Regions from separate parts of the Homo sapiens genome. Here region 2 is linked to region 1. The links are chromatin loops, found by intact Hi-C in ENCODE. Cell type or tissue: GM12878. All regions are shown on one strand. Links, peaks and the distances in the headings refer to the core of each region. The heading gives the core; the rest is flanking DNA.

Region 1 (4,402 bases), core at 192-4,191:
TCTATAAAAATAAATTTTTATACATTATCTAAAATAAGGATGTACCTGCCACATATCAAAACTACTTATAAATAATCATAATACACTATTATTGAAACACACCACTACTTTTGAATGCAAAATAAAGATCATTTTTCTTAATTCTTGCAATTGTGATCTTGAGGCTGAGGGGCCCTGATTCATAGTGACAAAAAAGAGTGACCAAATGGCATTAGGATCTCATCTATATGAGAAGAGAGTATTTCTTCTGACAGAGAAGATAATTTTTTTCAAGTCACTCAACTAGCAGTAATATTTGTGGATCCCTTAGCATATGACCTGAATATTCTGCATGTTTTTATGTATACTTTCTTATTGAATATTTATAATATACAACTAAAGTAAATATTAATAGCTCTCATTTACTAACGAGAAAACTAAAGCTCAAAGAAGTGAAATGACCCATTAAAGGATACATACCAAAAAATGGCAATGGCCATAAAGGGGACACATTCAGACCCAGGACCCCTGACTTTTGAAAATTACGTGGAAAATAATTCAAACACAAGGCTGGGAATTTATAAAGCCAGAAATAAGTGAAATTTATTTAAGAAGGAAACAAGGTAGATATGTCTTCACGACCATTATTTCTGAGTTATAAAGACAACTCATATACTCACAAAACACAACTGCAAAAAATGAACTTTGCTAGAATCCAACCCACCCACTCCGTTATACACGAGGAACTTAAATCCAACTGACCAATAGAAAGAGAGTAGAAAGAGTACAGAACTGAAGAAAAAAGGGGACGTGGATCACAGTTACTGTGAATGGACGGGCTCTCAAGAGAAAACTGAGGGAAGAGAGCCAGGACAGCTGGGGTGCAGAAAAGGAAAGTAGCAAGAGTCTGGCTGAGACCGACCCCAGAGCAACGTGGAGCCCCGAAGAAAGGGTAGTGGGAGTCCTCTCTGCTCCCCTCACCTCTGTGGCAATCTGCTGCCTGCCAAACTGTTGGGAAGACCCCCTGCACTCACAGCCCTGGACAACACTGTCCGTGGCGATTTGGAAACTTCATGAGGACAGAGGACCAGGTAGCGAGTTCGCGCAGAGGTTCCCCCATCCCACTCAGACCCAAACTGAGATGGTGAGTACCATACTGGTTATGTACCTATCATTGGCCACTGTCCTGCCTGGGAAATCTCTGCCCCCAAGACGATGCACCAGCAGATCCCCAGCAAACATACCTTATAATCCCCTCAGACTTTCACAAGCACAGCAATCAAGTCCCTGGGGAGCTGTGGGGTCCCTAGAGATCTAACCCTTGGTGTAGGCTGCCCCAAGGGAGGAGGGAGTGCAGCCCATCAAAGCTCTTTTTGGGACAAAGGAAATGAAGGCGCATCACCAATCTCTGGAAGGGGCAGCACCCAGCAGCTGGGAAGAGGGATAGAGAGGGCGTTATTTCCCGACCCCCACCCCATCTACTATTGTGGATACAGCAGAGGTTCTCCCCACTGGGGGCTGACACATGTACACTTGGAGAAAGTGCTTTTTCTTGGCGCAGAAAGTGAGCCTGTGCTGCTTGGACTTGCATGAAGGTTGGGGCCCAACTCCCTCTCCCTACACAGAGCAGCAGCACCCTGACAACGGAGGCCAGACAAGCCATACAGTTGTCTGCTCCAGACTGAGGGAAGAGGCTGTGCCCTGAGTCCAGTTTGGTGGTCGCTGCCAGAGGGCCATAGCCACATCCAAAGGTCCACAGCCACACTGCAGCTGGGAGCCAAAGAACAAAGTCTAAATGAACTGGAGGTTTTGAGCCCTGCAACAGGGCCATGATAGGGAAGGGAATCGTGTTCCTGGCTGCTCAGGACAAGGCTTCACTCCCACTCCCTACCCCAGGGACCTAGAACACCCCAACACAGTCTCTCCCCATCAGGGTGGGCACTTCCCCCTGAGCTGAGAATGAGCCGGCTCTTACTCTTCATTGCCACCTACTGGAATGCAGCCTGAATTGCACCACCAAATTAAAAATCTTCCGGAGGGTCTTACTGCTAGTACACAAGATGTGCTCCCTGAGACCTCCACACCCGGAGCACAGCAGGAGATGGTGTATGGGCTCATATGTCCAATATATCCCTACAACAAGCAGCATCTTAGAAAGCTATCACACAGAACCTATCCACAACCAAGGAACCCATTCAGAGCCTTGGCCCCCACAAAAGCACCCAGAAACAAAACCGGATGATTATACACAACATATACCATAGTCATACCCTCAAGGGAAAAGATAAAAAATTAAAAACAGTCCCATCAAAATGATAGAAAACTCAAAAATAAGAAGCGACGGTTCCTTAAGATGAGTAGAAATCAAGAGGAGAACTCCAGCAGTACAAAAAGACAGTGTTTTGACAACTCCAAAAGATTACATTAGCTCTCTGGCAATGGATCCCAACCAGAGTCAAAAGTCTAAAATGACAGATAAAGAATTTAAAGTATAGATTGCAAGGAAACTCAATGAGATCCAAGAGAAAGTTGAAATGAACACAAAGCAACCCAGTCAGACAAAATTTAAAAAAAATTAATGAACAAAGCACATAAGAAACATGGGGCTATGTAAAGCAACCAAATCTATGACTAATCGGCATTATGATAGAGAAGAAGAAAAAGTAGGCAACTTGGAAAACATATTTGAAAGAATAGTTCAGGAAAATTGCCCTAATATTGCTAGAGCTCAAGACCCAGATACAAGAAATTCAGAGAACACCTGCGAGATACTATACAAGATGACCATCACCAAGATATATGATCATCAGGCTATCCAAGGTCAATGCTAATGAAAACAACTTGAAGGCATAGAGTAAAGGGCAAAATTACCTATAAAGGAAATCCCATTAGGCTAACAGCGGTCTTCTAAACCAGAAGAAATTAGGGGCCTACTTTTAGCCTTCTTAAAGGAAAATAAATGACATTCATGCATTTTATATCCTGACAAACTAAACTCCATAAGTGAAAAAGAAATAAAACTTTTCCCAGGCAAGCAAATGCTAAGGGAATTCATAACCACCAGACCAGCCCTATAAGAAATGATCAAAGGATTTCTAAACATGGAAATGAAAGGATGATACTTGCTACCGTAAAAGGACAGGTAAGTACAAAGTTCACAGATCCCATAAAGCAGCTACACAATTGTACAAAGCAACTAGCTAACAATGCTAGGAGAGGAACAAAACCTCACATATCAATATTAACCTTGAAAGTAAGTAGCTTAAATGCTCTATTTAAAAGACATAGAGTGGAAAATTGGATTAAAAAACAATACTCAACCTGCTGTTGCCTTCAAGAGTCCCATATTATGTGTAATGATACCCACAGACTCAAAGTAAAGAGATGAAGAAAGATCTCTCATGCAAATGGAAAGCGAAGGAAAAAAAAAAGCAGGGATTGCTATTCTTGTATCTGATGAAACATACTTTAAAACAACAGTAAAAATAAATAAAAGAGTATTATATAATGATAAAGGATTCAATTCAACAAGAAAATTTAACTATCCTAAGTATATACAAACCCAGTATCAGAGTACCAAGATTCACAAACAAATACTACTGTATCTAAGAAAAGAGGCAGACAGCCATACAATAATAGTGAAGGGCTTCAACACTCCACTGACAGCACTAGAAAGATAATCAAAGCATAAGCTAATAAAGTAACTCAGGACTTAAATTGGACTCTTGTCCAAATGGACTTAATAGGCATCTACAGAACATTCAATTCAATACCAAAGAATATACATTTTATCATCTGTGCATGAAACAACCTCTAAAATGGTCATAAGGCAAATCTCACTAAGTTCTAAAATCAAAATCATATCAAGCATATTATCAGACCACAAAACAAAATTTAAAAATTAATACCAAGAGGAACTCTCAAAACCACACAAATATATGGAAACTAAACAACTTGCTCCTGAATGGCTTTTGAATAAGCAACTAAATTAAGGCAGAAGTTTTTAAAATTTTGAAACAAACAAAAATAGACACACAACATACCAAAACCAATGGAGATACAACAAAACAGTGTTAAGAGGAAATTTTATAGCGCTAAATGCCTACACCAAAAAGAAAGAAAGTTCTCAAATTAACAACCTAATGCTGCACCTAAAGGAACTAGAAAAACAAAAACTAACCAAATGCAAAGTTAGCAAAAGCAAAGAAACAACAAAGATTAAATGGAATTGTGACCCCAAAAAACAAACAAAGGATCAACAAAACAAAAAGTTGGTTATTTGAAAGGATAAACAAAACTGACATATCAATATCTAGATTAACCAAGAAAAAGAGAGAAGATTCAAATAAGCACAATCAGAATTGATAAAGGTGTCATCACACCCGACACCACAAAAATACAAAAGATCCATAAAGACTACTAT
Region 2 (4,402 bases), core at 298-4,297, 270 kb before region 1:
GGAGATCAAGACCATCCTGGCTAACACGGTGAAACCCCGTCAGTACTAAAAATACAAAAATTAGCCGGGAGTGGTGTCGGGCGCCTGTAGTCCCAGTTACTTGGGAGGCTGAGACAGGAGACTGGCGTGAAGCCAGGAGGCGGAGCTTGCAGTGAGCCCAGTTCGTGCCACTGCACTCACTCCAGCCTGGGCGACACAGTGAGACTCCGTCTCAAAAAAAAAAAAGGAAAATATTATTGTGCTAATATACAACATTATGTTTCTTCCCTTGTTTTCCACTTATCACTGTTTTTACTTTTTATCCATGTTACTATGTAGACATCTAACCCATTTTCCTAAGTGCCCCACAATATTCCATGATATGTACCCACTACATTTTATGGATCTATTTTTCTGTGAAAGATACCTGGGTTGCCTCCATCTCCTCAGTCTCACAAACAATGCTATATTGAATATCCTAGTAAACATGCCCTTGGTGAACTTTGTGAAAATATGTACCCAGAGTTAGATTACTGGCTCCCGGCTTACTTGCCAACTGAAAGTGCATGAAGGTTCCAATGTCCCATATCACCATTAAATTTATAATTGATCTTTTTTTGGTATTGTTGAACCATTTTTGCATTCATGAGATGAAATTACTTGACCAAGTCATGTTCTTTAATATTTAATATTTTACTTAGACTTTTCTCATCAATGTTTATTAACAACGTGAGGTTATAATTTTTTTCATGTATTGTCATAATTCAGTTTTAGAATCAAAATTTCACTAGTTTTACTAATACAACATACTATGTATGTTATTGATATTTTCAGAATTTATTATGGTTTCATTTTTTACTTTATTTACCTTGTTATGAAAATTAAAGCATATAGTGATAGAAGCATAACTGGCTAGTCATTTTTCAGGCTCTGAATTTTCATATATTTTTCTTCTTTAAAATACATAAGACATGGCAATATACTACTCATTTTGAACAATTTCTTGTTACAAGTAAAATTTTATATACTAGTCATGAAGCTGGCATTTAAAAAGAAATTTTCTTTTCATAACATTTATTCTATACATTTTATATAATATCAAATGATATTTTATATATTTATAAAATATAAATATTTTATAAATTATAATTTGATATATTTGTATATATCAAATTATAAACATATTAACTCTAAGTTATGCTTATATTTACTCAGATTTAGAACTAAGACAAGGAGCACATAAGGTGGTAAAAAACACCTATCTTTCAGAATAAACATCATTCCCTAACTAATGCCAATGATTACATAAGAAAGTACATTGCTGGAAAAATATCTAAGAAAAGTCAGGGACATATTATAGCCAGTTTTGTAATGATTACTATTTAAATCATGTTTCAAATTAAGAGTTACAGAATTGGATATTTTTCTACATGTACATTTCAGGGCACATTTTAACTTTTCTTTCATTGCTGAATTATTTAGAAATTGGCTAGAGCAAAACCAAAAGAAAGGGAAAAAGACAAATTGCTAAATCAACTTTTTGGGTTAAAATAACTGAGAAAGATACATCCACAAAACAAGCATGGACGTTCTGAAATTTTCCACATTTAAATTCAGGTAAGTTGCCCCTTTAGACTATTCTACGGTGATATTTTCTCTCTCAAAGAATTTTCAGAGGATAACGTGGCCAAAATTGTGGTATACATATCACATTCCGTCTAATACAAAGAGATGTTTTTTGATAGAATTTTCATTTAGTAAGCATTAATTGATCTCTGCACAGTGTTATATGCTACAAATTCAATATTAAGATAAATAGAGTTTCTGTTTTCACTAAACTCAATGTTACCATGGGTATCAGACAAAAGGTATTTTAATGCATGTGAAAAGTAAAGGGTGCTTCTGTCCACATGGTACAAGATGGCTCAAAATCAGGTCCACATTCTGTCTAGCGGAAGGGAAAAAGTAGAGGAAAGGAGGATATTCCCTTCTCCTTTAAGAGACCATACCGAATTTTTTACACACCTACTACAAAGATATTCATTGCAGCCTTATCTGTAATTGTGAAAAATCGGAATTGATGTGTAAATTGCTGTACATGCTGTAGGCAGTTGTAAAAATCAACAAACTGTACATACATGAATCAGCATAGATAGCTCTCAAAAATTAATATTGAGCTTTAAAAATTATAGAAGAATCATTACATTTAGACAATCTGGTTCTAGAATTAGTATATACAACAATAATACTGTATTACCTATTTCTAAAATGTATTATATCACAGGTTGATAGAGATAAAGACTGTATCACAAATAATAGATATATGTAATAAATGTACACAAAGATGAAACTATGTTCATCAAAGCTAATAAGAAATTCATAACAGAGATTTCCTTTGAGATAAGAAGTGAGAGAATTTGACTTGGGAGGGAAACAAAGAGACTAAGCATATATGTGCATGTGTGTGTGTATGTATCCAAAAGTCAATAAAGAGAGAAATATGTTTCTACTGATTTTACATACAACTCCCACTTGTAGGTAGCACATTTTCCTCTGCATTCATCTATCTGTATCACTCATGCTGCCTTATAGCAAAACACAGTCATTTGGAGAAATGATTTTCAAAAGAAATCATCACATGAATGTCAAGAACTTTCGTTTGTTCCTGTTTTTAGTTACAAACCTTCTAATCAGATTCAAAATAAGATTTTAAAAAGTCCCTAAGTGTGCTTCAGAACTAAAAGTGTACATGTGTTTTAGTTAAGGCATATCTTAATACAATTTTCTTAGGTAGTCATTCAATAAACAACTTAAAATTTACCAAAATATATAAATTTAAAATAGCAGAATCTTAGGCAGAAAGGTTTTATTGGTTTTTGACATCTTCTTGTGGATGATCTCTGTGTAAACAAGTTTTGATCTCAGGGTAGGTGTGGAGGGAGACTGTAAAATCAGTTAATAAAGGTTTTCATTGTTCAACAGAAAAGTTCTTTCGCTGAGTGGTTTCCACGGAACTGAGTTAATGCTGACATTAGCTCAGCATAATTCTTTTAAAACACATTTAAAAAGAAAGTCTTATCTATCCTCCTCATTCCACAATTAGGGGGTCTCTTTATGTAGATTTTATTAAAATGGATGTGTTCATGCTAGCAATAATCACTATTAATATTATCCAGCTAATTCATCCTGCTCTTGTTCCAGGTTCCTAAAATAACCTTCGGATTACAGGTTTTATTTTCACATAGATGTTCACCTGGGAGAGTATAAACTAAAACACTTTCAATCTGTTTGAAATTTTATTTTTTATTTTAAAGAAACTATCGTTTGTTCTCTGATATGTCCTAAGAGCCTACACCAGTGCCTGGCATATAATAGGGCTGATTAGGTATCTGCTGGATAGATATCTATCCAGTTTATAGATTGATCTTTTGTGTACCTCTCTGTGAGTCCAGTGACCTCTGTCTACACTGACACATTGGAGTTCCTAAGCTAAACTGAAGTGCAGATGCGGAGCCTGGCAATTCAGCCAAGGAAAATACCACCTACCGAGTGCAGAGCCAGCCTCCGGAGACCACACTTCTATCTTGTTCTAACTGCAGCTGTCTCTACTTTTCTATCAAATCGATTTTCCTTTCTTATTCTAAGCATTTTATTTTTATATGGTTCTTCAAAATCCCTCTGGAGGGAGAAAGTATGATTCCACATTTAAATAATCAGACTGTACTGTGTCTAATAGTGCTGGAATTCTTAATTTCTTGTTTCAGGCAAGGCATCATATTATCTGGAGAAGATTCAAAGAAAACAGAAGTAGCATGAATATGATGAAGAAACCAGACATGAAGAGGCTAAATAGCTTAACAAAGTCCACAATGCTGAAAAGTAGAGCTGTAATTTGAACTCAGGGGTTTTAATATCAGAGATTATGTTCCTTACCATAGGTTTTAATGTAGAGTCACTGAAGGATACTACAAATAAGTAACTAAGGCACTGCCTTTTTCTTTAAATGTTATTTTTATTAGATAATTACTTCGTTTATCAACCCTACTCAGAGTCAGGTATACCACCAGGCACTGGGAATACAAAGATGAAACTCACGGTTTAGCCGGGAAGACAGGTCTAACTGATATCACATGATGCACCTGATAAATTCACCGTGATAAGTGCAGTGGTGGTGACATGTCAGGGTATTATGAGAATAGAGAACCGAAACACCAAATCCAGCTAGAAGAGGTATAAAGGCTTTCTGAAGAAAAAGTTAGCTGAGCTGCGGTTAGCTGTTTGGAGGGAAGTTTGGAGAAGGGATGCCCGCTCCAGGCAGGTAAATATAAGGCAGGCAAAGTCACCATGGAGTTTAATGTACTGAATCATGGAATGCAATGTGGAGATGATGTTGAAGTCAGGAGTGATAATCAAGGCTTAGACC

Evidence for each region. Peaks named below come from ENCODE experiments on the same cell type or tissue, not always from the same donor. Only the 100,000 strongest peaks of a DNase experiment are listed, where the experiment ranks them.
Region 2: a loop joins it to region 1, with 2.7 times the contacts of the local background. A loop is called at or near these places in 1 of 110 quality-filtered maps.

Annotation. Positions count from the first base shown.
Region 1 is chr15:54,080,617-54,085,018 of GRCh38, reverse strand. The region is part of intron 2 of UNC13C (unc-13 homolog C); the gene reads right to left. Among named protein-coding and RNA genes, the nearest start is that of UNC13C, 100 kb to the right of the region's middle. In GM12878, for the core only: a CTCF peak has its summit at 1,965 (motif pointing left); no DNase peak of the experiment used is centred there.
Region 2 is chr15:54,345,817-54,350,218 of GRCh38, reverse strand. All of the region lies in intron 17 of UNC13C (unc-13 homolog C), which reads right to left. Among named protein-coding and RNA genes, the nearest start is that of UNC13C, 370 kb to the right of the region's middle. In GM12878, for the core only: no CTCF peak of the experiment used is centred there; a DNase peak (open chromatin) is centred at 2,528.